Regions from separate parts of the Mus musculus genome. Here regions 2 and 3 are each linked to region 1. Evidence: chromatin loops called from intact Hi-C (ENCODE). Cell type or tissue: left cerebral cortex. All regions are shown on one strand. Each heading gives the region's core, and the rest is flanking DNA. Links, peaks and the distances in the headings are about the cores only. Region 1 holds the start of Gm39040 (a long non-coding RNA gene). Region 2 overlaps Isg20 (interferon-stimulated protein). Region 3 holds the start of Gm39041 (a long non-coding RNA gene).

Region 1 (10,687 bases), core at 1,659-9,658:
CATCCTCAGATGCACAGGGAGTTTTAAGACCAGCCTGTGATACATACAAAAAACCCATCTCAAGCAACCAACACATCAACAAATAATTGTAGCAAGGCAGAATTCAAGTCAAAACTCAGAAGGAAACGCAGCCCCTCTGTCCCACTGCAGACCACCCTGAAACTTACCTTCGAGAAGTTGTAGCCCTTACATTTGCTCATGACCCTGCGACAGGAACAGGGTTCAGCAGAGACAGCTACATTCCATTGCCCTTGGCATCAGCTGGCATTGCGCCACTGTGGCTGGGAACCCAAGCCCCAGATGGTGTCCTCTGCACCTGGGTGTTGATACCAGCTATTGTCTGGAGGCTCAGAGGTCCTCAGATGGGATATCTTCTCCCTCTAGCAGTGTGGAGCCTGTGTAGCACAGTAACTGAGTTCCCAGCACACTTCTGGGGAGGCAGCACTGTGAGAGAGAGAGGGGGGGGGAGGGGAGAGGGGAGAGGGGAGAGGGGAGAGGGGAGAGGGAAGGCACACACTTCTGGGGAGGCAGCACTGTGAAAGAGAGAGAGAGAGAGAGGAGAGGGGAGAGGGGAGAGGGGAGAGGGGAGAGGGGAGAGGGGAGAGGGGAGAGGGGAGAGGGGAGAGGGGAGAGGGGAGAGGGGAGAGGGGAGAGGGGAGAGGGGAGAGGGGAGAGGGGAGAGGGGAGAGGGGAGAGGGGAGAGGGGAGAGGGGAGAGGGGAGAGGGGAGAGGGGAGAGGGGAGAGGGGAGAGGGGAGAGAGAGGAACAGGAGGGGAGAGAGAGAGGGAGGGAGGGAGGGAACAGGAGAACAGATGAGCTGAAGAACAGAACAGTGGTGGGGGCATCTTCTTTCTAATACCCCATTGGTACCCTGTTGGGAACAGAGCTAACGGGAGTAAGTCCACAAGAGATGAGTACTGAGTGCTGGCTTCTTACCTCTGTCATCTGCCTCCACTTTTTTATTCTATGTGCCTTTTGTGCCCTTGACATTCTCCCTCCCAGCTTCTTCTGCAGCCAGGCTCCTTCCAGGTTCCTGTCCACACATATTAGCTCAGTCTCGCCACGTGAAGCCCACTCGGACACTATCATTTCCATGCTGCAGCTGAGGAGGTCAGAGAGGCTGGGACCTGCCGAGGGACCTGCCTGTGCTAAACAGAACAACGAGCAGGAGGTGTGCCCTGCCATTATGGCTTCTGGGTCTACCCGACCACTCTGGTACTGAGGACGTCAGGCTGCCTCTTCCATGGTACTTCAGTCCTCTATTTACACGGCTTCCTCAGACATCAGCACTAAGGCAACACTTAGGCTTGAACCTGAAAAGCTGCAGGGACCGTGAATGCAGCTCAGTGGTAGCATGCATGTCTCTCACACACCGGCCCCAGGTTCCACCCCCAGCACTAGATAAAACAATAGAAGTGACAAGCAGTTTCTGCCTTTGGAGCTCAGCTCTTGACTGTACCCTCTTTGCTGCCTACCTCTCCTGCCACTCACCGATCTAAACCTTAGCACCCAATGCCACCTCCTTCCTAAAGACTTCCTGGTGCTCCTCTCCTGCCAGCGAAACCCTGCTATACAGCACTATCACCAAGAACTTAAGTCTACAGCCATCACTGAGAACCCCCTGGGTGCACAGTCCTCTGGTCACTTTGAGCTCCATTGCATGAACAGGAAGAACAAGAGCATGACCATCGAGAGGACAGATGGCACAATGGTCAGCATGGAGTCCCTCAGAAGGTGGCAGCCCACCCTGGCCTAGCTCTTCCTGGGACCCTGATCAGGTGAGTTTGCAGTTGGCAGAGGAGCCGGGATTGAAGGCAGCCTGTGAGGGACGTCCACACAGCTAAATATTTTGATGTTCATTTATGAGTTTCCCTCCTCCTGGCATTTTTCTCTTTTCTATTCCTCCAGACTGGAAGTGGGGCCCGGTGCTCGCTGTCTTTGAGCAGGGCTGTGACTGTGAAGAAGGTAAGAGTTGCCCACAGAATGTTAGCCATGTTCCTGGGTTATGTTTCCTTAGGTATGGCTCATGGTCTCGAGTTGGTGAGAGCTTCCTGAGCATACACAGGGAATTAGAGTAGAGCAGATCCTGAGCAGAGTGTCCACACACTCCTCTGGAGCTGGGAGCACGGAGAGGCTATGAGTCCTAGAACAGACATGGCCTAGCTCCCTCAGGGTCTCCAAGAGTCACACATATGACTTGGTGGGAAGACAGATGGCAGCAGACAGGCTGGGTCAGGGTGGGGCCCTTCACTGGAACTTGCAGAGGCTTTGGGAGGGGCACTGTGGGGCAGGGATTACGGATTCTCCGCAGGAGCCGTGTGAACATGTGGGTCAAGATAAAACAGCCTGGCACTGACAAGATTCAACAACCAGAGTACAAGCACGGGGCTGGAAGGGGAGGCCCACAGAACACACCCCCAGGCATTGGGGTTAATGTCCCCTAGTCTTGCAGATGAGCTGGTTTGTAAGAACAAAGCCATTCCCCCATGACACCTGAATTTGTGGGTGGGGACATCTTACCGGCCGCTCATGTTCTCACACGGTGCGTGCTGGGGATCCAATCTGTTCCCTTCCATGTTGGAGCAGGGGAGTCAGCAAACTCACTAAGTCCCATCTGTTAGGTGAGAGGTGCTGAGGAGAAGGCTGGCTTTCTTTCAGATGCCAGATGACTACTCTGTGAGGCTAATAATCCTGTCACCTGCCCAGTTCCCTGAGCCCCGGAGAAAGACAAAAACCACCTTCAGTAACAAGCATAGGTTCAGGAGCTTGGGAGAATACAAATGGCCAGGAGGCTGAGGGACAACTACTGTGTGCCAGGTCCTGGTGTGGGTGCTAGGGGACACATTTCTAAAGCATATGTGAGAAAACACTGCTTCAGAGACTGGCACATAGTAGGTGGTTCATAAATGCTACATGTACTTCGTGTTCTTCCTGAACACGAGGACAGTGCCTGTATATTCCTATAAGAAGTTGAAAATGTCACTACACAATTTTCTGAAACCCAACTAAAGCATGACAGGCCCTGTAATCCAGCCCCAAGCACCCCAGGGCCTCAGGAGGCAGGGAGAGAACTTAATGGTTAATTTTGCTGACAAACAGACAAGACTGAGGATCGTGGCCAGAGGACAAACCCCTGGGCCTGTCTGTGGGGCAGTCTGTAGGTTGGGTTAAGTGAGGCAGAAGGCCCACTGAAGTGTAGGAGGCAGCATTCCATAGAGAAAGTGAGCAGTGCACCTGCCCCATCTCTCTGCTTCCCGGCTGAGGACACGCTGTGACCAGGCACCTCACACATGCACCCCGCGTACACCTGCACCACCAAGATGACAACCCTGATACTTTCAAATTGGGAGTCAAAACAAGTCTGCCTTCCTTCCTTAAATTGCTTTTGTCAATTAAACCTTGGTCACCTTGTCACCACCTTGGAAGATTATTTTGTCACAAGAAAGATGGAGGACTCCTGTCCTCAGAGTAGAAGCCACAGCAGGTAAAGACTGGGAATGCAGCAGAGGCCAGGGCAAGGAGCACTGCAAGGACCAGGACCGTGGGAAAGCATCTTAAGACCCAGCTGTGAGAGAACACATTCCAGTGGCCATGAAAGTCTGGACGGAAAGTTATGTGCAAATCAGTTGCTAGGAATTTGGAATTCGGGTTCCCTTGGGAGCAAGGCCATACATGGAGGCCGATCTCTCAGACCAGAGGATGGAAACAGATTTACCCAGCATCCTTCAGTCAAACTACTCATGGCCACAACCTACCTCCAAGATGAGAGAGAGCTGAGAACACTAGAACATGACTCCATGTGGGTCTGCGATGCCACGGGCTGACATCTTCCTGAATGGCGTCCCACACAAGTCTGAGAAATCATAAGGCTGGTTTCCATTGTATTTAATAATAATAAAAATAGCTGTCCACTGAGACACACACACACACTTGCAATTACACAGTTGAGTATTCAGCTTGCAGAAGATGGTGATAAGTTCTCAGTCATTACCAAATCAGCAGGCAGACAGGTCTCAGGATTTCACAGTGGCTGGAGCAGTAGTGTTTGATGTAAATGTCTCCTAATCCTTTGATCCATTATGCCTAGTGTCTGCAGCGAAAGGGGGACTTTGGATGCATACACTGGAAGGTGGCCATGGGAAGTAGCGGGCAGAGGCGAGGTCTGGGGATGATGCTTCTATAATCCAAGGAGCTCTGCAGAACCAGCAAACCAGCCAGAGCTGGGGGCCGGGGTGAGGGTGTTTCACATCTCTAAAAAGGATCAACCCTTTTGATGCTAAGACTGCTGGCCTCCAGAACCATGAGCCCTTAGAGAGCTTTTGTTGAAGCTACCCTGTCTACAGGGCTGTCTGACGGCTGACAGCAAAGTCATGAAGGTACTGACTGGCAGGTAGCAGAGTCCCAAACCCCTGGTCATGGCAGACTGCGACAGGGATCTTCACCAGAGTCAATGGTAGCCCTCTGCAGGCTGGCCAGTCGTCACTGACATCATCTGATATTCTAGTTCTGCACAACAGCTGCTCCTGAGAGTGGGTGTCCAGTGTTTGTTTGTTTGTTTGTTTGATCAGAGTTGGGAAGGAGATGAAGAGAGTTCGAGACTCTCAAAGAAGGGTTTACAGGTTATCGGCAGAGTCAGAAGCAAAGAGGATCAGACAAGGAAGGCGCTACCCGGACACATGGGCACAGTGTGAGCGGCCAGGAGAATGCACAAAGGCTTGCCGCAGCAAGAGAAGGAATGCGTGCAGATACGCTGGGGCCCTGTTAGAGCCAGCCCGTCCCCACTGTCTTTGAAGGGTCTGCTGTTCATCCCAATGCTCCACAGACCATTCTTTTGACTTAGACTCCAGACTCCCTGATGCCTGGCATCCTTGCCCCATCCCTGACAGGTGACACGTCTGAGCAGTTGTCCATTTACGCAGCCCCAGAGAACCTAACACTTGAACATGAGCCGTGTATGACCCTGTAGAAAATACAGATGAGGCAAACATGAAAATAAAGTCGGGACAGTGAGATGACACAGTGGGTGAAAAGGTGTGTCAGGCAAGCATGGCTGTCTGAGGCCAATCCCTGAGACCCACAGAGACCCATGGGGGAAAGCTCACCTCCGAATGCATGCATATCACACACACACACACACACACACACACACACACACACACACACACCTGGGGGGAGAGAGAGAGAATAGATATGATAAAATCCAGGGGAAATAGGTCACCTGTAACCCCCTCAATCTGAAACAGCCACTGCTAACATCCGGATGGTCACCCCATCTGTCTTTTATTCTACATAGACATTTTTATTTAAAAAGCAAAAGCATTTCTGCTGTTTTAGAACACGTCTCTTTTCTGAACAGCTTCCGATAAACATCGTTCCACACTATTTTTGAACATCGCCATTATTTGTATTGAGAGTTCCATTAGTGTGGGGTGTGCTCAGTCACTCTGTGGCTGGCAGTTTCTGCCCAGGGCTAATACACCTACTGTTCAACCTACCAATCCTGCTTTTAGGAATTCAGCTCACAAAAGGAAAGCACTGGTTTCTGATAACTTATTTTTAGAATGTCTATTGGGATCCTATTAATAATAGCAAGAGGTTGGTCATACAGTTCAGTGATTAAGAGCACTGGCTGCTCTTCCAGAGGACCCCAGGCTGCTTCCCAGCACTCCGCTTCAAGATCTGACACCCTCTTCTGACAGGCTTATAGTCCCAGCACTTTGGGAGGCAGAAGCAGGTAGATCTTGAGTTCGAGGCCAGCCTGGTCTACAGAGCGAGTTCCAGGACAGCCAGGGCTATACAGAGAAACCCTGTCTCAAAAAACAAAACAAAATAAAACAGACTTTGGCAGGAACTTGAATACTTAATGTCCCCCATCTCCCAAGACTGAACAGAGCTATGAGTCCACCAGTGTGCCTTACTGCTGAGTGACCCAGAGTAAGTTATTTTCCTTCCTAGGCCTCAGTTTCCTTGTCTGTAAAATGGGAGTGAGAACAATCTTCCCATCCACCAGAATTAATAACATGTGGACAATGCCAGGAAATAAAGAAAGTAGACATTAAATTTTTTCAACTCTATAAATCCTATATGTAAGAGATACAATTTAAAATAACATTACATGTAAGGTAAGCATGGTGACAGAATCCATTACATCAGCACTTGGGAAGTAGAGGAAAGAGGATCAGGAGTCCAAGTTCATCTTCATCCACACAGCAACTTTGAGGCCAACCTGGAGTACATGAGACCCTGTCTCTAATTAATTATTTATTAGTTAAAAGTAAAATAACAATAAAGTCAGTTCTACCCTAGAGCTGTCCCCTCCGCCCCCACCCTCACCCCCCACACTCCTCAGGTCAGTTCTCCTTAGCTGCTCAGAGTTAATTCCCATCTCTAAATTATTGAGAGGGACAGGAGTGGGTCGGGATGGAGGCTGGTTACCCTTGGGGCTGCTGGGAAGTTGGGGGCCGGACTCTGAAGGGGCTCTGGGGATTGGTCATCGCCGTTAGCTAGCAGCTGACATTTTGTTTAGAAGCATCTGTAACGAAAATATATTTTTTGCATGAAGACTAAAAAATAGACCTCTAAATGTAGCCGGGGCCATGTGATCGCGCAGCTGCTCGACCTAAGCGGCAGGCTTCCGTTCCTGACGCCATTGCCTCCCTGGCCTCAGGGTGGCGCTGCTCACTCTCCAACCTCCCTGCTGCTCTGCTGGGAAAACAGAGGGAAGTTTCCCAGTAGACTATCCTAAAAGCGGAGTGAAAAAAACAACAATAAAATCAACAACAGTAGTATATTCTGAAGGCACCATAAATTTAAAACGTTGTTTATCCGTCCCGAGTTGTTCCCTGCGGTTCTCGGTCCTCTCTCCTATCCACCAGGAATCCCACATCATGGGCTCCCTCACTTCCAAGTGCTACTAGGACAATGGTCAAGCCATGAACAAAAACGCAAATAAAGACTCAAGGATTCCGTGTCTACAGGTGTTTGTTATCAATTAAGACAATCGGCTGCTAGGTGAAGAGAGCCCATCCTTCCATTATGACATGCATACTCCCGCGACCAACTATGCTGAGCTCAGTGTGGTGACATATCTGTGGTGTTAAGGCAGGATGGTCATGAGTTTCAGATCAGCATGGGCTGTACAGAGTGAGACACTGGATATAACCTCTCCCCCCCCTCAACACACACAGAGAGAGAGAGAGAGAGAGAGAGAGAGAGAGAGAGAGAGAGAGAGAGAGAGAGAGAGAGAGAATGTTGAGACCTAGTTCCAAATGAGTTTCTGTTTGGTTGGTTTGGTTTGGTTTTTCGATTTTTCAGTCTTCTTGGAGATCCATATCACTGATCCTTCCTCTCCCATCCCTATCCTACTCTACTTGTCCCAGACTATAAGGAACCCCAAATAACACAAGGATACTCACACCTGAACATCCAGGCTTCCTCCAACAGTACCCTTTACCTCCCAAAATAATCACCCCTTGGACCCAGGTCCAGATCCAGGTCCATCTTGGGAAGATAGGCCCAGGGGAGATGTCTTTGTAGGCCCAGAAAGGACCTGTCACTGAGGCAGAAGTTCTGAATCTGGCTTTCAAGTGAGTGCAGCATATCCCCTCCCACAAAGTCATCTGGGGGCCTCACTCACTCTAGCTTGGGGATGGGGTCAGGGAGAGGAGGCACCCACCCCTCAGAATTTCCCCTAGACACCTGAACTCCTGGGATTCTGTGTGGTGAGAGGCCACACCTCCTCATCACTCCCCCTCCCCCTTCCTGCTTTGGAGCCCCCTTCACATCCAGTAATTGGCACCAGACAAGAGCCAATGCATTGGCCAAGACCACAGCTGCTCTGGAAGCCTTTTTCTCTCTCAGTCCTCAACAAAATGTCCTAAAACCCAGCAGCCTTACGGTCTGCAGAGGTCCACAGTAAAATGTGGGCAGAGGTGTCCTTTAAGGGCATAGAGTGTCATTTCTCTCTCAGGGGACAGATAATTTTGGCCTTAATGCAAGCCTTCATCTGCTCCGTCTCCAGCTGATGGGAAGGCAGGCTCCTGAAGCAGCCCCAGTGAGAGATAAGAGCTCTTTGCCTGAAATGAAAAATTCATGAGGGAAGGCTAGTGCTGGGACACTTGGGTAGCCTCCAAGCGACCGACGGACTGTGCTTGTGCTCCGGGGAGGTGGTAAGGAACTTGAAAAAAAAAACAAATGGAAGTTTTCTTTCCTCTCCAGTATCTCTCCTCCTGCTTCCCGTCCATGTGGCCCCTCTCTTCTGCCTTCAGCCACACCTCTTTAGTTTCACCAGTGTCCACGTGCCAAGGCAGTCAGGAAGTAGGGTGGCCTCCCCACCCAGACCAACCACATGGTATTCACCCAACATCCTCAAAACAGCCATCCTTGAACTTTAGACAAGCTGGCTGAGCCCTGGCCACCTGTCACCCCAGACCTGGAAGAAAACCAAATTGACTATTGTCTGTGCCCCTGGAAGACACATACAAAATACTGTCTGTTCCAATCTCTTAGCCAAGAAATCGGATCAAAAGTCATGGAATGGATCAGGCAGCCAAAACTCACAAGTTAGGAAAGAGCCAAGACTTTATGGTCACCATGTTGAGGAGACAGAATTAGATGAAAGTAAGGGGAACGAGTAATGTTAGCGAGTTGGAGATGGAGAGATGGTTCAGTGGTTATGAGCATTGACTGCTTGTCCTGAGTTCAAATCCCTCCCACATAATGGCTCACAACCATCTTTAATGCGATCTGATCCCTCCTTCTGGCATGCAGGTGTTCATACAGACACAAACTCATATACATAAATAGATATTTTTAAAAATCTCATCTTTTTAAAAAATGGAGAATTGAACTCTCACAATAAATGGGCTTAAGAAACCTGCTAGTTGGGGGCTGGTGAGATGGCTCAGTGGGTAAGAGCACCCGACTGCTCTTCCGAAGGTCAGGAGTTCAAATCCCAGCAACCACATGGTGGCTCACAACCATCCGTAACGAGATCTGACGCCCTCTTCTGGAGTGTCTGAGGACAGCTATAGTGTACTTACATATAATAAATGAATAAAAAAAAATAAAATAAAATAAAAAAAAAAAAAAAAAAAAAAAAGAAACCTGCTAGTTGATGCCACAAAATGGTACCATGGTGGCAAGAGCCATTCAGAGACAGTGAGTGCTAGGCCAGGAGCCAAGCCTACCACAGGGGAAGTTCTCCACTCAGGGATGGGGAAGCTGCAGGCTCCAGATGAAGATGTGTCTGTTCTCTGCTTTGGGCCTCAAGCCAGAGGCAAACTTCCCTCCGAGACAGGGGAGACGTGATAGTGTGCATCCGGAATTCCAGCACTTTGAAGGTGAACGTGGATCAAGAGTTCAGCTATATAGTGAGTTCAAGGCCAGCCTGGATTACAAAAAAAAAAACTGTATTGTAAGCAAACCTGCTTTCCCTGTCCCTATCTTAGGTCAGCTGGTGCCCTCAAGCACCAGCATCCTTCATGAGCTCTGCACACCTGCCTATGCCTTGCCAATTAGCTCTCAACTCAATTAGGCATTCACACAGTCTTTTCCATACCATAAAGGACCTAGGTTCAGATAGCAGCTTCTTACTGAAGAGCTTGTCTCGACAGGCACAGTGGTGTGTGCCTTTCATCCTAGCAACGGGGGAGATCAGACCAGGCAGATCTCTGTGAATTTGGGGCCAGTCTTGTCTTCACAGTGAGTTCTAGGCCCTCAGGGTTACATAGTGAGACTGTCTCAAAAGAAAAGGAAGAAAGAATGGTCTTCCATCTACTCCCTTTGAGCCACCCAAAGCCCTTTCTGAACCCTAACTCCCCAATACAAAAGGCTTGTGCAACATTGCCTGTACAGTAGGGAGAACAGGGGTGTCAGAAAGCAGATGGCAAGTCACTCTCTACACCAGCAGGCATAGGCTTCTCACACCATGACCAAGACAGAGTAGCTGGGTTTCCGGAAGACACCTCAGTGGGTGTGAAAGCCTTGTGGTTAATCAGGGCCCACAGTTGAGTCTCTCAATCCAGTGTTTTCTCTAGGGTGTGTGTGTGTGTGTGTGTGTGTGTGTGTGTGTGTGTAGTCTTTTAATTTTCTGTCTTCCAGATTTACACTCACGATGGAGCATTTGAAAAGTGCAGACAAAGATGAAGCAGGAAGACTCTCTCTCATCTCACAACCCGGACGCAGACTTAGAATTTAGTACACATCTCTCTGCCTATGTCCTCTACTGTTTCAAGTGATATCACATTGGATATACATTTTGACCAAGAGTATTTTTAATAAAACTTCAAGGGTTGGGAATGTAGCTCAGGAGTTTAGAACACTTGCTTAGCAGTGCCTGAGATTGTGTCATCCCCCAGCACCACCAAAACACTAACATGCCCTAACTCGATCCTACCCACAGTATGTATAGACTTCAGTCTGTCTGAGTGGACATATGCTTTGGGACTCTAGATGGCCTCTGTTGCCCTTCGAATTTAAACGATGCAATTAATAATTCTTCATAAGTTTTTTCCCCATTGGTTGAGGAGACATCCCAGGAAGAGAGTCCTAGAGGTAAAATAATGAAGTCAGACATTCAGAGGTGACAGGGTTGAGATCGACAAGTGTCTGTCCAGCAAGACTGCAAGACAGAACAGCAGTCACTACAAGATTCAGCTCTACGTCCCAATAGTTGTCAGGCCAAATC
Region 2 (10,687 bases), core at 1,036-9,035, 320 kb before region 1:
TCAGCGACTCAGAGCCCAGCGAGGGCTGCCTTGCCCTGGGACGTCAGACTGAACTTCATCCTCATCCAGGGTTAGAAGCTGCCACTCCTCAAGTTCTCCATGAATGAGACCTGTTTCTAACAACCACTGCCACCAACCACCGCAATGTGTAAAACCAAGAACACTCCCCCATTACAGCAACTCTCTTGCTTTGAGGCAAAAACAACAACAACAACAACAACAACAACAACAGCAAAACCAAAAAAAAAAAAAAACTTTAGTAATAAATGGCTTTGATTTTGTCTAACTGCCCACCACCAGGACCTCTTGTCTTTAGCCCAGGAAATGGGCAGGTGCCTCTTCCTCCACCCATCCCTCACTCCACCCTCATTTCTTCCTTTCTCCCTTTTCTCTTTCCCTCCCCTCCCCAGGTTTATTTCATACATTGTGAAGAGGGCACCGGGCATGGCAGTAATAGGAAAGATGTGCTTTTCCTGACTCTTCTTGAGCCCAGGCCCACCTCAAACTCATGACTGTGCTGACTCGGCCTCCTAGTGCTGGCATGACAGGTGCGGATCACCACAGCCAGCCTAGGTGCAGAGATGTTTGCTGATGTCGTCCTACTTCTGGAGACTGAACCTAGGGCTTCATGGATGCTAGGCAAGAGCTCTGCCATTGAGCCACATCCCCAGCCCTCCCCCTCCCTCCCCCTCCCCCACATTTTGCCATGAATTTTTTTTAAATTTAAACTTTATTTAAAAAGTTGCAAAAAAATAATAACACACCCAAATTAACCATATTCAAAGACCTCAGTGGATGTGCGTATAATTGGAGTAGCCACTTAGAACAAAAGCTGCTTATCTTTTTTTTTTTTTTTTTTAAGATTTATTTATTTATTTATTATATGTAAGTACACTGTAGCTGTCTTCAGACACTCCAGAAGAGGGCGTCAGATCTTATTACGGATGGTTGTGAGCCACCATGTGGTTGCTGGGATTTGAACTCCGGACCTTCGGAAGAGCAGTCGGGTGCTCTTACCCACTGAGCCATCTCACCAGCCCAAGCTGCTTATCTTTACGTTAGATTTTATACGTCTGTGATATTTTTTTTATGCACCATCCACCACCAAAACATAAAACCATAGGGGAGTTAGAACTAGAAAAACAGTTAGCCTTATATCCTCCTTCATGATGCGTCCTAGCCAGTATGGAGCCCTTCCTCGTTCTATCTGGTTGCCCTTTCTCCTCCTCCTGTCTCTCCTTACCCACTTCCTTTTCTCCCTCCCTCCCTCCCTCCCTCCTTCCCTCTCCCCCCCCCTCCCTCCCCCCCCCCTGCCTCCCTGCCATACCATGCCATGGTCCGTGCATGGAGCTTAGAGCACCTCCCTTGGGAGTCAGTTCTCTGCTCCTCTACCACATGGGTCCCAAGGATCAAGCTCAGGTCACATGTAATGACAAATACCTAAATCTACCACTCCGCCTTGCCCCACCTTGTGTCCCTTCCTCCCTTCTTCCCTGCTTTTTCCCACCCAGTACTTCGACTTGAACCCAGGGCCTTGTATGCATTATGTCTCAAGTACTAGCACTTGGCTACGCCCATCCCCCGCCTCACCCTCCTTTTTTTTTTTTTAATTTTTACTTCTAAATTGCCCAGGTTGGTCTTGAACTTGCAGTCCCTCTGCCTCACTCTAGCTACTAGCTGGGACTGTAAGCCTATGCCGCTGGCTTTCCTTAGCATCCTGAATCCTGTCCATTCAAGGAGACCACTTTGGAATCTGAGTAACAGGAGTCGTAAGCCCCCACCACCCTGTTCCTGTTACATTTACAGGGTGGGGCACTGCTACCCGTGCTCCTTGCATTGGGGTCCACCCACCTCATTGCGAGATTGGTGTTGAAGCAGAGGCAGAAAGTCTGGAGTCTGAGGGAACTAGGTCAGGAGGCCAGCGTTGCCCCTTAGTAGCCGTGTGACCAACAGCAAACAACCCAACTTTCCTGTCCTCCACTCCCTCTCCCAACTACTAGCACCATGTCTTCTTGGAAGCAGATGCCAAGTGTCAGTGACTGTCAGCATTTCTTGGGTTGTTGCCAGAATCTTCACCTGGACTCCCGTCTCTAACCCTCATGATTTCCAGGGTAAGAATTCAAATACGAACCACAAAGGGCCAGGTAGAAGACAGAATTTATTGCAAAGCAAGTGCCATCAAGGGGGTGGGGGCAGACAATGGCCAAAGAGACCAGTGACTGGACTTACACACCAGGCAGGCTTGGCGTCACTTCTACAATCCCAAGAACAAAGCCCTGGCATTCCTTTGAGGCCTCTGTTCCAGTCCATGGTGTTTCTCTTTGGAGCAGCTTGCTCTGATTTCCAGGAGGAGGCTCAGTGGTGTGTGTCTGGAATAATGTGGTTTTTCCTTCCTTACTAGAAGGCTCCCCTTTTCATGAACTTCAGGACTCCGTGGAGCCATTTCAAATAGTTAGGCTGTCCAAGGGGGTCCCAACCATGTGACCACCGATACCCAGAAGTCCCTGTCCTTTGTTTTATAGGCTGCAGACTATGAGGCAGGCTCCAGCGCCTAAGCTTTCCAAGCCTGTTAATATCTAACTACCTAACAGAGGCTCCAACCCAGACCAGCAGAACGGGAAGCTACTGGGGACGCTCAGTACCGACTGCATACTGAGTGTGAGCACTCTGTACTCAAGTCCCAGGGTCCCTCAGAAAGCACCTCATGGCTTCACACTGCAGAGGACCAGGCTCACACATAGAGCTTGAAAACAAAACAAAACAAAACAGACACCCCATGTGACCCGACTACAGGAGTCGGGTCCTGGATTAGTAGATCTGCAGTGGAACACATGGGTGAGAACAGTAAGCTGCCTTTGACTCTAATGGGCAGAGACCTCCTTACCCACGCTTGGCATTTCCATCCCAAAGGGTCCTGGCTTTGAAAAGGACTGCTTGAGTGACAGGCAAGTGCAATACGCAGTTACAGTTGACAGCCGGCCTCAACCCAGGAAGCTTGGTCACCTTTCTGGCCTCTTCTGCCTGGAGTACCCATGCAGAAGGAGGTCTGAGGCCCTACAGGTTGGATCCTAAGTAGTCTTGGTTCGAAGATGAGGGGCTCGTGGGAGGAGTACTGAGGATATGGCTAGTTTGTGAATTTGGCATGAGCAAGGCCCTGGCATTGATCCCCAGGACCGCATAAACCAGGCATGGTACTGTATATCAGGAATCTCGGCACACAGGAGGCTGAGGCAGAAAGCTCAGAAGTTCAAAGTCACCATTGGCTACACAGCAGATTTGAAGTTAGCTTAGCCCACTTCATACCTGTTGGGGTCCAGGAGTCGCTCACAAACCACATGAACACCAGTCTCAGTCAGTCAGGGATCCTTTACTGAACGTTCACTCCAGGACTGATCGATCAAGGGCACAGACCAGACTCAGGAGCTGGCTGCAACCATGAGCCAGGATCCTACAGATCTTTTAAGACTTGAAATCCACAAATATCTGCGCCAAGTTATTCCACCAATCAGGATTTGGTGACAGGGGATTTCCTTAGGAACACAACTTTGTTGTACACGTATCCTGTTGTCACTTGGGGTATTCAACTGTGGCAGGGGACCTGCCTTGCCTAACATTCATATCTTAACTCACCAACCAGGATGCCAGTTACCCACATAGAGGTCTCTTTCTGCCAAGTAGGATGTCAGTTCCCAGGGAGGCCTTGGGAATTTAAACTTTATTTGACTCCTACTCTAACTGGAAGTTTCTTATATTGGTGCTGATGTCTCTCTTATGCTGGGGTCCGTCGTCCCAGAGGCAGCTTATAAAGACAAGAAGCCATAAAGGTTTATACATGGGTACAGGAAGTGCTGCCTGGTGGTTGGTTCAGGTCCAAGATCATTGTGGCTAACTATACAAAGCCGTTCTAGCTGACTTCTGTTGCGATTTGGTTTCCAGGAACACCAAAGAACAGAACAGAATCTGCAAACAAGCAGAGCATGAGAAAGTTTCCGAGTAACAGCACAGCAGAACGTTTCCTTGTGCCATGAGTAACAGCACAAATGGCAGGTCAGACAGGTAAAAGTTACCTAGGCCTTAACAATACCCTGTCTCAACACAACACAAAACACAGTTCAACAGATAAAGTTAGGGTCTGAGGGATTCACGTCTGGTCCCACCTCACCCCAAACCTGAGGTGTTTGACTGTGGCAGTGCCTGCCATCTGTGATCCTGAGCTCAGGGAACTTGGGGACTTCCTCCCAGGATTGGAGAGTGCAGTTTATATTCTCTGGGTGCGCTCCTCACCCCCATGCTTACTGCTCTATTGTTTCCTATGAACTTCCAAAATCGACGGATTCATCTACCCCATCTGGCAGTCGATAACCACTAGGTGGCAGTCATGAACCATCAGCCTAATAAGGCTGCCCTGAAGGTTGGAAGTCCAGTGGTGGGGAAAACTTTAAAAAAGCTTGGGTGCTGGTCAGGGACTGCTAGTCTTAGTTTCAGAAAGGGGCTGAGAGCTGGCCCAGGTCCAAGATGGCTCCAAGCCCTCCAACTCAAAGCCCGCCATTCTTTCAGTGGCTTCAAATTCGTTTGAATGGCAGGACAAACCTAGATTCTTAAAGGACTGCTCTGACTAAATTTCCTGCCTCAGGCTGAGATGCTTGGATGCCCTGAAGCCTAGCTTGTTACCAGGGGTACTAAACCCACGGGAAAGCCTGCATCTTGCAAGGGGCCAGCTCCTTATTCCCAGCTGTCCTGAGGGGACTCTCTGGACAAGCCTGGGGAAGGAGGAGGATCCGAGTCAGCACCCGCTCTGAGGGCCCGGATGGGAATGTCCCGAGACTGGCCAATGGGAACAGCGTCAGGGCTGCCTCTGGTCTATCTAAAGCTGCACTCTGCCTGCCAGCTGGCTCTGGCCTCCATTCACCTGGCGCTGTCTATCCTGGGACTGGAGGGGCCTGATGACAGGTGGACCCCTAGGTTATATAGTAGGGATGGTCCCTTACCACTTATGCTCAGGACCCAGTGACAAGTCTCATCTCCAGATGATTTTCTGTCTCATTCTTCTGCCCCAAGTCCTTGACTTTCTAAACTGTGTCTCACAATCTTCTAAATGTTTTTACTCTGACCCCCTGACCAACGTCCCATCATACACCAAACCCACTTTGCCCACCTTCCTCTGACCCCACACATATTAAGTTCTTTAATCAATGGGGTAAATCGGGTAACAATTTGGACCCCTCTCAGCCAGGAAGGAGAAGTGTCCCCTGCATATCTAGGGCTGGTGGAAGGATAGTTGGCATCAAGGATGAGTCACCGGCTGCCACCTAACCCTGAAGCACAGAGGAAAACTTGGGGAGGTATTGGAAATAACAAGCTAGAAATGACCCTGCCTGGCTGAACACACACCTGAGTCACCTCTGACTCAGACCCAGACTGCAGGTTGCCTGCCTCTGGCAAACCCCTGCTTCTTTGCTCCTCCAGCCCAGCAGCTGAATGGGAAAAGCACTCCCTGCTCGCTCATCCACCTAAGAACCTTCAGCACCCCCAGGTCCCTGCCCTGAAAATGTCAATGACCTAGGCACCACAGTCCAGCATCCCTGCACCATCCCGCCCTCTTGGAGGGTGTCAGCCAACTCGGCCTGGTCCGGCTTCCAAGAGTGGGAGCCAGTGCTGCCCAGCTTCCTGCCCAGTGGTCTGTGGGCTGTGCCAGCTTCATGGACAAGGGACTTACTCACCCTCGGAACAATTTCTCCTCTATATGGAAAGAACATATGCTTTTCCTGCTGTGGGATGAGAAAGCTGGAGGGAAAGGCAAGGCCCTGGCCCAGCCCCAGCGCTTTCCTTTCAAGCCACATGTGTTTCGTGGCAGAACCTGGAGGCCTCTGCTCCAGGGAGGCCTCAGGAACAAAGTCTAAACCCAGGACTGCAGGCGGGAGGTCCCAGCCCCTTCTGCTGCCCCAGTCTCTATATCTGAAGCTAGATTCAGTCTTTGCTCTGGGGCTTGGAACAGGTCTGCTTGTCTGATCCCCAATCTATGTCTTGTAGATCTGGGGTGGAGTGGGAGTCCTGAATGAGGGCAGATTTAAAATAAGCATTCTTTCTATGGAGTTAGCATCTTTCCTGCATGGGACATGGAATGGCTGGAATTGTTCAGTACAGACTGGCGTGCCTCTGAAACCCTGTAAGTCTGGCTCAGGATGCGGCAGAGCGAAGGGCAGAATCTGCCAGGCATCGCGCACACAGTCTGGATTTGGCGGCTTTGTTTCTTGGCCCGGTGACTCTGAACAGAATCTGTCTCCTCTCTGGCTCTGAAGCTGAAGCTGGCAGATGAGAGGGACGTCCTCTGAGTGCTCACATGAGGGTCAGAGACAGCCTTGTACATGCTGGCTTCCACCGACACACTCAGGAGGGAGGCTCTGAACAAACATGCAACAAGGTTTTCTGAGTGGGAGACTAGCTGCTGCAGGGATGGAGCGCCACCCGACGGCATCAGCTGGTCCTCTGAGACGGTCATGGTCACAGTCACGGTCACTGCCTGTGCCACTTGCTCCTTAATATCTGGTTAGAATGCTCCTGTGATCTCACACATGAGTTTTTATCTTAGGAAAACAAAAGTGCATGCTCACACCAAAAGTCTGAACCCAGTGTTTCTAGCAGGCAACCTGGGTATTCATGGATGAGTGAATGTTTAGCTAAGCTATACTGTGTCCATAGCATGTAGCTATCGCTCCACGATGTGGGTTACTCTCTAGAGAATTATGTCAAAGTGCAGAATCAGTCCCAGCAGGTAGAGACTGTGTGGTTCCATTTACTGAAATGCCCCGAAATGTCATAGCTCCCAAAATGAGATTAGTTTTGTAGTTGTCAGGGCCTAAGTCCTGGGGTAATGTGAAGTGTAAGCATTCTGAGAAGGGAGCCCTCTCTTAACTGTAGGATTGATTCTCCATGCTATACCCACAGAATGTGTCTGCCATCTCTTGTCCCTGCTGTGAGACTGAAGGATTTCTCCGAGGAAGCCAGGCCAACGGCAATGATCTACACATATTGCTGAGTGGGACCCCTGTTGTAGTTTGGAATCTTAAGTTCTCCCCAAAGGCTCCTTATTGAATGTTTGGTCCCCAGCCTGTGATGCTACTGGGAGGGGGTGGAAACGTTAGGAGATGGGGTCTAATGGAGGAAGTTAGCTCACTAGCTAGGTCCATGCCCTTGAAGGAGACATTGAGATCTTGACCCCTTTCTTCTGTCTCACTCCTTTTCAGCCACCATGAAGTAAGCTCTGCTGTTGGGCCACACAGTCCCCAGCATCATCCTCTGTACCATCTCAGGCTCTGAGTGACAGGGCCAAGCAGTCATGGACTGAGACTGGGGAAGTCGTTAGCCCAGATAAGGCTAACCTCTGCCTGTGCCCCACAGCAGTGGCAAAGCAGCTAAAACACTGCCCAGTACCCAGCTGTGGTTCTGTTCCCTGGCTCAGGGAGGCCAGAGTCAAGGCCACTACAACATGAAGGACGCTCAAACATTCTTCTACTGCATCGGTCTTCAATGTGAGTGGCCAGCAAAGGATGGGAGAGGCCCATAGCAGACAGACAGAAGGGAAGAATAGATAAAGAACAGATAGATATGGGAAGGAAACTCAAAGAGAAAAGGAGAGAAAAAATGAAACTATAACTCATTATACTCAGAAATCAAGAGGTTTTTTTACTCCCCCAAATAAGTGTTTTAAAAAGAATATATTAGGAATAAAAACATTCTTCACAATTAAAGATGTAGCATAAGCTTTAAATTTGGTACCAAAAGATATCAAGTCATTTAAATATTACAGAAGATTAACTGAGACACAGAGAGAAACAGAGAGACAAAGAGACGGCACTCAAATGAGAAAGTTAAAGGACCCAGCCAGGAATTCAGTATCTGAGAGAAAATGAAGACAACACAAGAACACAACTCTTTTCTTGCCTCCAAGGGGATAAGAGGTAGTTTATTCTAGAGCCAAATATGAATGGCCACGGCCTTGGGAACACAGATGCAGGTTACACCAAGGTCCATTCTCTAATGTGCTGGCAGTTTCTTGACATTTTTATAGCAACGAAACAAAGGAAGCCATCAAGAACTTTGAAGACATCAGGCAGGCACATTCATGGGCCTCTGAACGATGAAATCTTGTGGTCTGTTTATACATGCCAATTTTTACCTAATGCTCACAAAGATGTCAGGTCTCCTCCAGATGTGGGCAATAATGCCTTCTAAGGGAGCTAGACAGTCCAAGTTAAATTGCAATTAGGCTCTGGACCTTCAACCTTGGCATCTCAATCTCTCCACAGCGGGTCAAGATGGAATTTCCTTACCTCTAAGGAAGCTTCAGTGTAACATGACGTCCTTCCCAGGAACTTTCTCATTCATAGAAAGGAAGAAAAATTCCCGGAACTGGGGACAGTTCACCAAGATTAGACACAGGGCTTGAGAAGTGCTCAGTAAGATGGCGGGGGAAAAAGGTTACACTATGTCACACCAGTGTGGGAGTTAGATTGCTGTGGATTGAAAAAAAGGACTCGAGAGCCTTCAGAGAGGAATATCAGGGTGTACCCCATGGACTAGGTATCTAAAGGGTGTCAGATGTCTCAGGACCAGAAACTTGAAGAGTATAATGTCTTGTGATCCTGAAGTAGTGTTTCCAGCCTGCAGTCCTAACCTGCCACAACATAGGAAGTCAGGATAAAGGCATATATTTTAAGAAACCTGGGATGGTTTGTGCTTGCTGGTTTTATGTCAACTTGACACAGCTAGAGTTATCTTAAAGAAGGAAACCTTAACTGAGAAAATGCCTCTGTAAAATCTAGCTGTAAGACATTTCTTAATTAGTGATTGCTATGGGAGGGCCCAGCTCATTGTGGGTGCTGCTGTCCCTGGGCTGGTGGTCCTGGTTCTATAGGAAAGCAGGCTGAGCAAGTCAGGGGAAGTGAGCCAGGGAGCAGCACCTCTCCATGGCCTCTGCATCTATCTGCTCCTGCCTCCAGGTTTCTGTTCTGACTCCCTTCCGTGATGAATATGGAAGTGTAAGCCAAATAAACCTTTTCCTCCACAACTTGCTTTTTGGTCATGGTGTTTTATCACACCAATAGTAACTCTAACAAAGACATGGTTCATGCCTATAATCCCAGCATTTCAGAGGCTAAGGCAGGAGAATGGCTCTGAGTTCAAGGCAAGCCTATGCCTTATATTGAGTATCAGGCTAACCAATAAAAAAAAAATCCTGTACTTCCAAATACTTATTTTTCAGATTCCTTTTTAAAGAAGCTATTGTCACACAAATGAAGAAGGAAAATGAAAAATGTCGCTGTGTGAGAGACAGGTGAAAGATGTTCCCAGGAGAAAGGGACGGGGCTGCCTCCAGATACAAGCTGTATGTGTGGAGGCCAGAGAAGCCAGCACAAAGTGCAGGAGAGCTGTCTGGAGGCCTGGAGCTTGTTAACCAGAGAGGGAATCATTCTAAGAGAAGAGAATTGGTTGCTTGGAGTTGCATTAATTATACGCACATTGAAAACCCAGTTAAAAAACGAGACAATTCAAAACAAGGAACAAAAATAGTAGTATTTACATGCAATAATACCACAAAAATTGAATATTGATTAATGGCCCTTACCCCCAAATAATGTAACTATTTTGGGAGGTTGGGGAGAGTGTACACATGTGCACCATTACCTTCACATTTCACATCAGGGATATTCCACAGAGGAAATAATCAACATGTGGGTGCTATTTAGAAAGTAGAGGTAACCACCAGAAGCAAGAGCTATGTACACTGAGAATTCTCACCATTGGATAGCTGTGCTGTTACTGTGGATGATGAGAGCTGGGCCAAGGGCCACTGTTCGCTACGATAAGATTTGTTATATTGTTTAATTTCTTTTAAGAACTGTTCAGATATTAACTTTATAGAAAAATAAAATCTAGCATGCTGTAATGGCAGATGTTTGAATAGAGTTATGGAGTTTCACGAGGGCATTTTAAACACTAATAATATCTTATTTCTCAGGCACAAGCCTTATTTCTGTGCATCTCAAATATATATTAAGATGTTCGTTACATTCATTTGTTTGTTTATGTGGGCATATATGTGTGGGAACACGTATGTAGAGGTAGAGTCGTGGGGGGTGGTTCTACCACATGGCATCCTGGGTAATGGGACATAGGACCTCAAGCTTGGCTGCAAGGACCTGTCCTGCTGTGCCATCTCGCTGGCCCTCAGTTGCAGTTTTTATACAGCAACTGAGAAGCCATGCCATTGTGAGTGGGCAACTGAAGTTCAGGACAAGAGTGTAGAAGATGGGACAGAGCATGGGTGACGATGTGGGATGGGAACAGGAAGACAGCCCCGACCCTACCGAGTGAGTAGTGAGGTGTGGTGGAGACGCTGAGACTTTCAGATTATAGATGGGAGAAGTAGAGGGGTTACAAACCCCACTGCAGGAAGTGGAGTTGGGTCTTGGTTGGACAAGGGGGAGCTATAGGAGTATATTCTTTTTCTTCTGACTACTATAACAAACTGCCCCAGCCTTGAGGGCTTACAAGACTAAATATTTATTCTCTCCACGCTGGAGGCTGGACGTTTGAAGGCAAGAGCTGCTGCCCCTCTGCAGAGTCTGGGGTGCGATGAGGTGGATCTGGAATGTTCCCTGCTGGCTCACAGGGTGATGCTTAGTCT
Region 3 (10,687 bases), core at 1,579-9,578, 55 kb after region 1:
GATCTGATTGGCCCACCTGGACACCCCTTCAAGGAAAGCCCGTATTCTCCGAGAGAGGAATAAGCGACATAGGTATGTACTTCAGAGACTCGCTCTCGCCTTTGTTTCACCTCCCATGTGTTACAGCAAACAATGCCTGTGTGGGAAGGAGCTTTCGATGAGTTGCTAGACTTGAGCAGCAAGGAGACTGGGAGAACCAGCATGGCCGGCCTCTGTTCTCGCTCCCACAAGGACAGAGAGACATGTAAAGGTTACTTCCATTTCACCAGCACGGAAGTCAGGGACGCTGTGGGATCTCCTGTAGATTGTTCACTTCTGCTTTTCTTTCAAGCCACGGTTTCAGGGATGGTCATGGTGATGCACACCATTAATCCCAGCCCTCGGGAGACAGAGGCAGGTGGATTTCTGAGTTTAAGACCAGCCTGGTCTACAGAGTGAGTTCCAGGACAGCCAGGGCTACACAGAGAAACCCTGTCTCAGAAACACTACCACCAGCAGCAGCAAAACCAAAAGAAACCCAAAATTAGGTCAGAGATGTTGTCTTTTAAATTTATTATTATTATTTTATTATTAAGGGATTCATGTGTTCCCAGCTGGCCTTGAGTGTGGCTATGTAGTGGAGGGCAACCTTAACTTTTAAAGCTTTTTAAAAAGCATTTCTTTTATGTGTGGCTGTGTTCATGGCACAGCGCATGTGTGGAAGTCAGGGGCCAACTTGCTGGTGACGGTCATTTTCCTCTTTCCATGCGGGTTCTGGGAATCAAACTCAGGTCATTAGGCTTGGCAGCAAGCGCCTTTACTCACTGAACCATCTTGCCAGCCCTCTGGGAAGTTTACAGAACGCTGTGTAAGAGGCTGTGGCCTTTGATCTGTTTCTCACCAGACTGGAGATCTTGCCAGAGATTTCCCAAAACGTTTTTGGTCCTGTGTCTGTGTCACCTTAGAGGAGTCTCCAAGGCCCCTCTGGAGTTTCTTTAGGTGTCCGGAGCCTTCAGTCTATTATACACATTTTGGAGATTTTTTTTCACCCTGCCCGGTTCGTCTCCATCATTGGCTGCCAGGGTTCTCGTAACTGTTTTTAGCAGCGGCTAGTTGAAATCATTCCAGAGAAAGCAGTTACCATAGTTACCGGAGCTATGAGAATTGCATTTTCTCTTTTTGTTAGTTTTGTGCTAACCTTCCCCCCATTTCATTGTGAGACAGGATGTCATATGGCTCAGGCTGGCCTTGAACTCCCGATCCAGGTGTATGACCATGCCTGGCTGGTTAGCCTAATTCTTAAGGCCACAGCTGATGTTAGGAAAATACTAGATGGTGTTGTTGATGTTTGGTTTTATGTGTCTGAAATGGTGTGTGTATGCTTTGTATACAAGAGAGTGCTTACCTTCAAAAGTGAAGTATTAAGACAGTTTGCGGAGGGAACTGCAACCCTATAGGTGGAACAACAATATGAACTAACCAGTACCCGGGAGCTCTTGTCTTTAGCTGCATATGTATCAAAAGATGGCCTAGTCAGCCATCACTGCAAAGAGAGGCCCATTGGACTTGCAAACTTTATATGCCCCAGTACAGGGGAACGTCAGGGCCAAAAAGGGGGAGTGGGTGGGTAGGGGATTGGGGGGGTGGGTATGGGGGACCTTTGGGATAGCATTGAAAATGTAAACGAGGAAAATACCTAATTAAAAAAAAAACCAAAAAAAAAAAAAAGACAGTTTGCGGGAAGTTAGATGTATGCATGTATTTTCTGTATTGTAATTTTTAAATTTTGGTCTAGTGGTTGAATTTGGTCTGTCCTTGGCCCGATTTTTGACCGATAGCTGCATTCAGGAACCTTCTGGAAGGAAGGAAAAGGGTTGTTTTAATTGATTGGCTCCACTTCACATGGCTTGAAAGCCTCAGGAGCCAGGACTACCATGACTTGAGCCAAGGCTGAACTAGAGCTCCAGAGCCGTGGACTCCGTGGAGCAAATGGATGTGTGTGGCCAAGGAGGCTTTCTCTTGACCCACTCTGAAAATAGAGATGTGGGCCCACGGTCCCATGTTGCTCTTCAAAGCTGGAAACAACACTTAACACACCTGGTACCTCCAGGTGCTGTTAAAGTCTCCGGGGATTTAAGTGGCTTGTTCAGAAACAGCAGATCACTACCCCAGGCCTCCCTAACTCGCCCTGCTTCTCCCCACTCTCAAAAAGACTCTACTACTGTACGTTTTCCTGTTTGTTCTGAACTGCTCATGAGATTACGGGAAGAACACAGTACCCTTCTTAGTCGGCACTTTAGAACTGTTTTCCTGGTGATGGGTACTGGCTGGGCATTGGTGCCGTTGGGCGATGATGGGGGGGTCTGTGGAGCACGCAAGCGCCCTGTGGGTATGTGTGAAACATATCCAGAGTGGGTCATGCCTCTGCCATGAGATGGGCTCCACCCTCCGTGTCCTGGCTTTGTTTGTGAACCCTGTGCCTTTGTTTTCTAGATCAAGATGAATGCCATGCTAGAGACCCCCGAGCTCCCCGCCGTGTTTGATGGGGTGAAGCTGGCTGCCGTAGCTGCCGTTCTCTACGTCATCGTGCGGTGTTTGAACCTGAAGAGCCCTACTGCCCCTCCTGACCTCTACTTCCAGGACTCCGGGCTCTCACGTTTCCTGCTCAAATCCTGTCCTCTTCTGACCAAAGAGTGAGTTCACTGTCCTGCCTGTCCCCACTCGCTGTTTGACATGGCTTTGTGTGGTGCTCAGAGAAGGCTGAGCTGCCTAAGGCTGCCGCTGAGTGGGTGAGGACTCGCTTGTTGTCCATGGTTCTAGTCTCAGCACTGCAAAATACAAAACAAGCAAGCAAACAAATGAACAAAATGGATCTCATATAGTATCTGTAAGGCATAGATGAGAAATGGCCACAATGGTGCTTAAAAGAGTCTTGGTAGCTTGCTAATGTTTGAATAATGAGTGGTGGAAGACAATCATATCTATGTTGCTTGGAAACATTCAGTCCCTCACAGCATGATGTCATCATCATTATCATCCATGACAAGGACTTTGCAGAAAAGAGTAGACATTTTTAGGTAGATACAAAACCTAGGACAGTTTGCGAGAAATTAGATATATGTATGTATTTCCTGTATTGTAATTTTTAAATTTTAAAATTTAGCTTAGTGGTTGAATTTGGTCTATCCTTGGCCCAATTTTTGACTGATAGCACCATTCAGGTACCTCCTGGAAGGAAGAAAAAAAGATTGTTTTAATTGATCTCCTCCAATTGGGATATTTTAACTCTTGCCACTCTGAGGACAGAGAAGCCATCCTCATCTGGGGATGCGGTTATCACTGAGAACCACAAAGACCTTGTCATGGGGTCCTCTATATCCCCTGGACACTAAAAAGTGTCTAGAGCACTAACCAAAGGAACACACTTGAAGGGGGTGCCCCCTCTGATCTCTGTGGGCCACACCTGCATTTTGGAGGTGGGTTGCAGCCCTCTGAGAGAGGAAAGCAGAAGATGTAGGGAGATCTATCGGGACTCACAGCCTGCCTCCAAGACAGGCAGTGTTAAATGTCCCACCGACTCAGGTTAACTGGGTCCTCCTTTGGGGTTCAACCAAGCTTGCAGGCTTGAAGCACTCCACACCCTCTTTTTAGTTGATCAACTCCCCATATCCATTTGTGTGTCTCATAGCTTGCTCCATTCACCCCACTGAGCCTCAATGGCTATGGCTGTTCAGAGAGGTGTCCTCAAACTGTGTCTCCTTAGCATATGTCTAGCAAGTCTCTAACACTTGGTGGGAAGAGCAGAAAAGCAAATGATCTTCTTCTAGAGCAGACAGGGCATAGAGGGGTCTGAGAGTCAAGTGTGTGTTTTGTGCATGCTGGTCGTTTGGTTGATTTTCAGAGGCCAGTAGCCAGGGCAGAGGACCTTCCCCGTGGCCCTTGGATGTTTGGTGTGGTCCAGCACAGTGTCTTATAGCTGTGGCTATGATGCCATCCATGGCTTTAGATCTAGAGGGATGTTGCTTAATCCTCGTGGGAAGGTGTGTTCAACATAAATGTCATCATATTTGTGTTTAAAACTACCCTGTCCATCACAGTAGGCTCCACACACCAGGTACCGTCTCTAAGGATGTGGTGATCTTATAATACGGTATTTGCAGTTAAAGTGTACTCTGTCAAGGGAATGCACAGTAACTGTGTTTTTGAAAATTGTCCAGCATTTCACTTTGTACTTTGACTCTTTCTCCTATGTTTCATTTGAATAACTCACTAATTTAGACTAGCTGGTGACTTTTCTACTTACTTTCAGACTCAGTTCCTCAGTCCTCTTCATTTGTAGAGAGCTTTTGAAAACCAAATTTATGCTGAGAGGTAATGGGCCACACCTTTGATCTCTGAGGCCAGCCTGATCTCCAGAGCAAGTTCCAGGACAGTCAGGGCTACACAGAGAAACTCTGTCTTGAGGGGTGAGGGAGAAAGGGAGGGGAGGGAAGGGGAGGGGAGGGGAGGGGAGGGGAGAGGAGAGGAGAGGTGAGGTTAATTTTCTCGTCACCAATACCTGACTGACAGGAGCTTAGGGGAGGGAGGTTTTGCTTGGCCCCACTGTTGAGAGGATTCAGTCCATCCCGGTGAGGGAGGCCTTGGGGTGGGAACATCCTGAGGCTGGAGCAGTAGTGTGAGGTGCCTGGTGTCTGCAGTCAGGAAGCCAGAGCCAGGCCTCAAACCCCAGCGGCCCTGGATCTGCCATCCAGACCTCATGTCCAAAAGGTTCCACACCCAGCCAGAACAGCACTACTGCCTGTTTAAATAAATGAGTCTGGGTGAGGGGCTCTGTTCCCTTTCAAAACCATAGCACCAAAGTGTTTTAACAAACAAACAATCCAACAACCGTGTAAATGTATCTGTGTACAAACATGAGTGTTTGTACTCAGCATTGATTCCTGAGGAGTTAGACCCATGGTTCAACCTTCCCAATGCCGTGACCCGTTTGATACAGGTCCTCATGTTGTGGTGACCCCCCAACCCAACCATAAAATTATTTCATTTGTACTTCATAACTGTGATTTGCGACTGTTACAAATTGTAGTGTAAATATTTTCAGAGATGGAGGTTTACCAAAGGGGACGTGCCCACAGGTTGGGGACAGCAGGATTAGAGGGAGGAGCCATGGGAGCTCTCCTTGCCTTTGTTCAGGCTCCAGAAAGATACTATCAAGGATTGAGTCTGTCCTGTTTGTGCATGGCGTAAATACAGCTGCTTCCGGCAGCTCTTACCTCCTTATCTGATTTTTCTTTTAAAATTAACCAAGCACTTGAAGTCCTTCAGTCTCCCTTGGCTTTCTTCATTTCGTGACTCCTATTCCTGCATGAGCCTGTGGTGGTGACCTCAAGACTGCTATTGAGGTGACTGACTCCTGGCGTGGTAGAACGGCCCTGGTCCATCCTTACCAGGCATCAGCCTGACCCTGTGGCAGCAGCACAGAGTCCCCTTTCACTGACCAACGCCCAGGCTTTCTTCCAGCACAGCCTGCGTTGGGACGGTGCAGGATGCCTAGGTTAAAGGAGGGCTGACTGTTTAGGAGTTAGCCTTGGCTTGAAAAGGTAGGCATGAAAGACCTCCAGGAACATCTACTGCCAGGTCCTTTTTCTCAGTTACAGGAATTCTGAACACACAAGCTCCTTCTAACTTGAACATGACAAATCATTTGGAACCAAGGGATCCTGTTCCTCTTAGATTTGTGTTTTTGTGTTTTTGTTTTTTTGTTTTTTTTACCCATTGTCTTCCTTCTGGTTAGAGTCTGGTCGTGTCATTTGTAGCAAACTGTTCTCACATAGTTTTGTCCGTGTGTGACACTCAGCACCCCTCAGATATGTCCTGCCATCAGATCCTCTCAATAACTTGGAAGCCAAACTCATTTTTTTCCTGTCATTTTTAAGGATTGTGAAACTGTGCTTGACACTAAGCCAGTCTAACAGAGTCGAGAGTGGGTCCCCTTCTTGTCCCTGGAGAGAAGTGGACAAGGAGTGCTCTCAGGATACAGGGAAGCGTGCAGAAGAGCGAGGCTGTCCCACGGAAGGGTTGTTAGCAGGGTTCCCCACTAGGTAGCCTTCAGTTCCTGCTTGCCAGTTTCTAAACTCTCTGGTAGAAGCCACCATGCTTCTCTGAGACACATTTCCGGAGTGGCTTCACTTGTGTTTGAAGTTGAGGGAGGGTAGGAAATGGCTAGTGTGGATAAAAAACTTCTCATGGGACTTTGAAGTTCTTCTCCTAGGAGGAAGCCGCCTCCGGGCTCCACAAACAGTCACCTCTGTTGGAAGGTTCAAGTAGCTGGTTCACAGTGAATGCCGGCATCGCCCAGGAGCCCAGCTCAGGCGGCTGCTTACAGCTGGCATGCAAATCCAGACAGAGCCTCTCTCTCAGATAGGAAAGAAGCAGATGAAAGGGGAACATTCAAAGGAAAGAGTGGAGAGGGTTTGTTTGTTCACCTCTTGGCGTTGAGTCAGCTTTTAAGTCTGATTTAAATAATTGACGCAAAGATACATCACAGACAATCCTGTGATGTTTGGAGGAGGGCTGCTAGCGGGGATGATGCACCTCCTATTCACTTAGCAACCTGTCAATATTTACCTAGCAATTCCAGAAGTGTTTGCTTTTAGTGAATCAAGCAGACCGAAGCTCGATGAGGAGCAATGAGAAGACTCTGAAGGGTGATATAGATCTCCATTTTCTTCAGAATAAAAAAAAATCAGAAAACAAAGCACACAAAAAACCACCCGTAATTCTTCTTCTAATCTAATTGCTGTTTGAGTGGGCATCTCTGGGGTCTTCTGTATATATTTGCCTTCAACTAAATCAGGATGGTATATCTCTTTGTTCTCTCTTTCTCTCTCTCTCTCTTTGTGTGTGTGTCTGTGTGTGTGTATTGCAGGGAATTGACCCAAAGGCCTTTTATGTGCTAGGCAAGTCCTCTGCCGCTGAGCTGAGTACATCCTGGCCCCAAATGGTAACTTGCTTTAACCCAGCTCTGCCATGCTGTTACCTGTGCCCTGGCTTGTGGGTTTTTCTTGTCTGTCATTGAGTTAAATCCTTGGTTTATGAGCTGGGTCTGATACTAGCAGTTCAGCCTTGAACCTGCCGTGCACCCCAAGCTGTCCACTTGTTCACTATCTGGCGTCATCCTTCCAAGTGCTCAGATTACACGGATGTAGAGAAATGTAAACTAGGGTTCAAGCCTGGGTCCAGGGAACCCAGACAGCATGGCTCCTCTGGGTGTACTTCCTTCTATTCCAGTGGGCCTGGCAGACCTCCTTTCTCGGTCTTTAGCATGAACCTCCTATGGTCCTGGCATCCCTGCTCACAGTTCCCAGGGGGATGGAAATAGAAGTTATACACTGAGAGGCAGGCAGATTTCTGAGTTCGAGGCCAGCCTGGTCTACAGAGTGAGTTCCAGGACAGCCAGGGCTATACAGAGAAACCCTGTTTGGAAAAACAAACAAATGAAAGAAGTTATACACTGGAGATGTGAGGAGGGCTCATTGTGTCTAAGGGGAATAGGTAAGCTGGGGACGGCTTCTTAGACTCTGATGCAGTTTAAGATTTTGTTATAAAAGCTCCTTAGTGGGCGGGGGAGAATATAGCACAAGGAAAGAAGCTAAGCAGGGAGATAGGGAGACTTCACCTGTCTGTCTGTCCTCTCTGACCCCTGCTGTAGAACAAGCAGGCACTGTCTCTCTTTTTACTACTTTAGGGGTAATCATTTGCATATAATAAAATCCACAGACCTTAAGCCTACAGCTCAGCTGTCTAACTACCACTCCCTTCAGCTTCCCCGGGAGTGTCCCACACTGCCTCTCTGCCTCCGACCCACCCAGTTGTCATAATTGTACTTGGGTTGGCTTCCTCAAGTCGACACGTACTCGTCCATCCTCGTCTCTCACAACACTCTCTCATAGTCCAGGAAGGGCCTGCCCCCAGGACTGTTGTCCTCTGGCTACTCCAGATCTCTCTTGTTTTCCACCAAAGTACCCTTTCTTGGGGTGTGTGTGTGTGTGTGTGTGTGTGTGCGTGCGAGTGCAAATACTCCTGCTTTTATGTGCATGTGGAGGCCAAATGTCAATATCCAGTGTCTCCCTTGGCCACTCCCCACCTTTATGTTTTGAGACAGGGTGTCTGCTGAACCTGGAGTTTTATCAGTTCAGCTGAGTTGCTTGGCTAGTGATCGCTAGAATCCACTTGTCCTTGTCCTTGTCCTTGTCCTTGTCCTTGTCCCTTGCCACACCCCCACCCCCATGAGTTATGGCCGCCCCATGGCTTGGCTTTTATGTGGATGTTGGGGATCCAAACTCAAGTCCTTAGGCTTGCTTGGCAGGCCCTTTCTCTGCTGAGCCACCTCTCTTATATAGCTAAATCACTAAATAAATCAAAATAACTCTTATAAAAAAATCATAAGCTGCATCAGATTCCAAGAAAACCCTTTCTTATCTTACCCACTCCCTTTTAGTCAGAGTGAGTCCTTCTCCCGTCTCCAACAGACAACTTCTGTTTCCAGTGGCTGCCTCTCATGAGAATCTGCTTTCACGAGAATCGCGTTGCCTCCATCTCCCTGCTGGAGGACATGTCCCATACCCCAGATAGAGTGCCACATGCCTGACAAGACAGCACAGGGCTCCTGGGGTTTCTCAGCCTTAAGTCTGGTTCATTCTGTTTCTTAGTTTTCCATAAGCAAACGTAGGTGAAAGAGGTTCAGATTTTGGCAAATGCTATCTGTGTTAGCCAAGAGAAACCAAGAAACTGCCCCAGCTCCAGTTGGTTCAGCAGCACCTGGGGGGTCAGTTGTCCCTTTAGTACTGACAGAGCTGTTTGTCAAGAGGGCCCTGACCTGTCTCTGGAAGAAGGTGTGTTTTGTTAAATGATTTTTTTTTCCTGGTCTTAAATTAGTCAGGGCATAATTGTTCCCAGCCTCCCCCTGGGGCCCTGGCTGGTCTCTGCTGGCAGGTGCAGGTTGGAAAGTGAACCCAGGCAGCAGGTGGCACTTATTGTTACAGTGTGTACATTTCCCCATGGGAAGCCGGGCTGTGCCTTTTCACTCACTAGCCGGCTGGGCATGTCTGTGCCAGCCATGTTCTAGCTAAAGATGAAGGGATTTAGGGGGAGCGTGCCGGACTAACAGACACGCCTGCAGAAGAGCTGCTATCTTCACTGGATGTGAGAGACAGTTAGGTTCCCCTTTCAGATCCAGTGAGGGAAGGCAGTATGACAGACCCCTAGCCATGTCTATGGCTTCCTCAGAGACAGAAATAGAATAGCTTTCTCCTGCCACCTGTTGTTACCTGTGTCACCTAGACCTGAGTGTTACTGTTTGGGTTTGAGAAATGCCTGACACTTGACACAAGGTTCACACCCATTCCAACACTATGCCAAAAACAACAGTTGACCATCCTGTGGGCCCCCACCCCCACCCCCCCACCCCCGTGTCCTCTTGGAACACTGCTTTGGGGAAGTCGCCTTACACAGTCACAAGCGAACGGCCGACACCTGGTGGCTCTTCAGGAGATCACCTTGAGTCAGCCCTGGTTTCTCCCCTTGCCCCCTTGTTCTCCCTCGCCAGGGCGCAGACCCAGAGCAGCCAGGCTCCCACTGAATCAGTCTCAACCGGAGTTAACCTGTGGTTTTAGTCCCTTGCCATGGTCTCTGGTGGCTGGCTCTAAAACACTAGAGGATCTCCTTCTTTGGACTTAGCTGTTGGCTGGGGTAGGAGGTGGGGGGGGGGACTCTTAAGTCATTAAAGATGTAACATAGAAATTTTCTAGAGGCATTTTTGAAAATTGATTTCATCGGGTCTTGGACTGTGGCTCCTCCCCTCCTCCCACACACCTGGCTCACTCACTTCATAAGAATTCCTGATACGGCAGAGAATAACTGCTTTTCATTTTTCTCTCAAACAATATTGATTCTTATTGGAGATTTTATCTCTCCTCTCTCCCTCCCTCCACCCTCCCTCCCTCGCTCCCTCCCTCCCTCCCTCCGTGTGTGTGTGTGTGTGTGTGTGTGTCTACGTGTGTCTACATGTGTCTACGTGATGGTATGGTAGTTGTGTACAGGTACCCAATGGAGGCTAAAAGAGGGCATCAGAGCTCTTAGAGCTGAAGTTACACTTGTTTGAGAGCCAGAGAGGACGCTGGGAACTGGACAGGGTCCTCTGGAAGAGCAGCAGGTGTTCCTTGCCACTCAGCATCCCTCCACCCCCAACCCCTTCCTGTGTTGTCATTTCCACTTTCCTTTCACCCACTACAAACAAAACCCTGGCTCTGCGTTCTGTATTTACAGTGTTTGCTAGAAATAATGAAGATAAAGGCACTTTTGCCCTAGTGTGCCATGGAACTTTTAAATAATTGGAAGTACCTTACCAGAAACCCCCACACTGATTCAGATGTCTCTGGCAGAGTACATGAAGTTCTTTTCTCTATCAAAAGAATGGAGGACTTCATATAGAAACCCCACACCCTTGCACTTTTCCTCCTGACTGTGTTTTATAAGACAAAGCCAGGGCTAGCCTGCCATCCTTATGCCAGCCAGCTGCCCCTATGCCAGTCAGCAAACCCTGGTCTAGCCACTCCTAAGTAAAGTTCTGCAACCAGCACAGCTCATTTATAGGGAGTTAAAGCTGAAAAGAATTTCATTAACTCGGGCTTAAGTTCCACTTAGTTCC

The links. Peaks named below come from ENCODE experiments on the same cell type or tissue, not always from the same donor. Only the 100,000 strongest peaks of a DNase experiment are listed, where the experiment ranks them.
Region 2: it touches region 1 in a loop (4-fold over the local background); 25 of 42 quality-filtered maps call a loop at or near these places.
Region 3: a loop joins it to region 1, with 5 times the contacts of the local background. A loop is called at or near these places in 4 of 42 quality-filtered maps.

Annotation. Positions count from the first base shown.
Region 1 is chr7:79,239,827-79,250,513 of GRCm38, forward strand. It overlaps Gm39040 (a long non-coding RNA gene), which reads right to left and starts at 7,746. Exons shown (of 3, transcript XR_882241.2): 1 at 6,577-7,746; 2 at 6,116-6,226; 3 at 3,997-4,960. In left cerebral cortex, for the core only: a CTCF peak has its summit at 6,652 (motif pointing right); a DNase peak (open chromatin) is centred at 6,656.
Region 2 is chr7:78,920,111-78,930,797 of GRCm38, forward strand. Isg20 (interferon-stimulated protein) reads left to right here. Exons shown (of 4, transcript NM_020583.5): 4 at 1-286. The coding sequence ends at 52. Among named protein-coding and RNA genes, the nearest start is that of Isg20, 12 kb to the left of the region's middle. In left cerebral cortex, for the core only: a CTCF peak has its summit at 4,375 (motif pointing right); DNase peaks (open chromatin) are centred at 4,372 and 5,780.
Region 3 is chr7:79,294,536-79,305,222 of GRCm38, forward strand. Abhd2 (abhydrolase domain containing 2) reads left to right here. Exons shown (of 11, transcript NM_018811.6): 2 at 1-72; 3 at 2,473-2,672. The coding sequence starts at 2,479. It overlaps Gm39041 (a long non-coding RNA gene), which reads left to right and starts at 4,415. Exons shown (of 2, transcript XR_882244.1): 1 at 4,415-4,445; 2 at 4,510-7,865. In left cerebral cortex, for the core only: no CTCF peak of the experiment used is centred there; a DNase peak (open chromatin) is centred at 6,342; H3K27ac peaks cover 6,154 bases.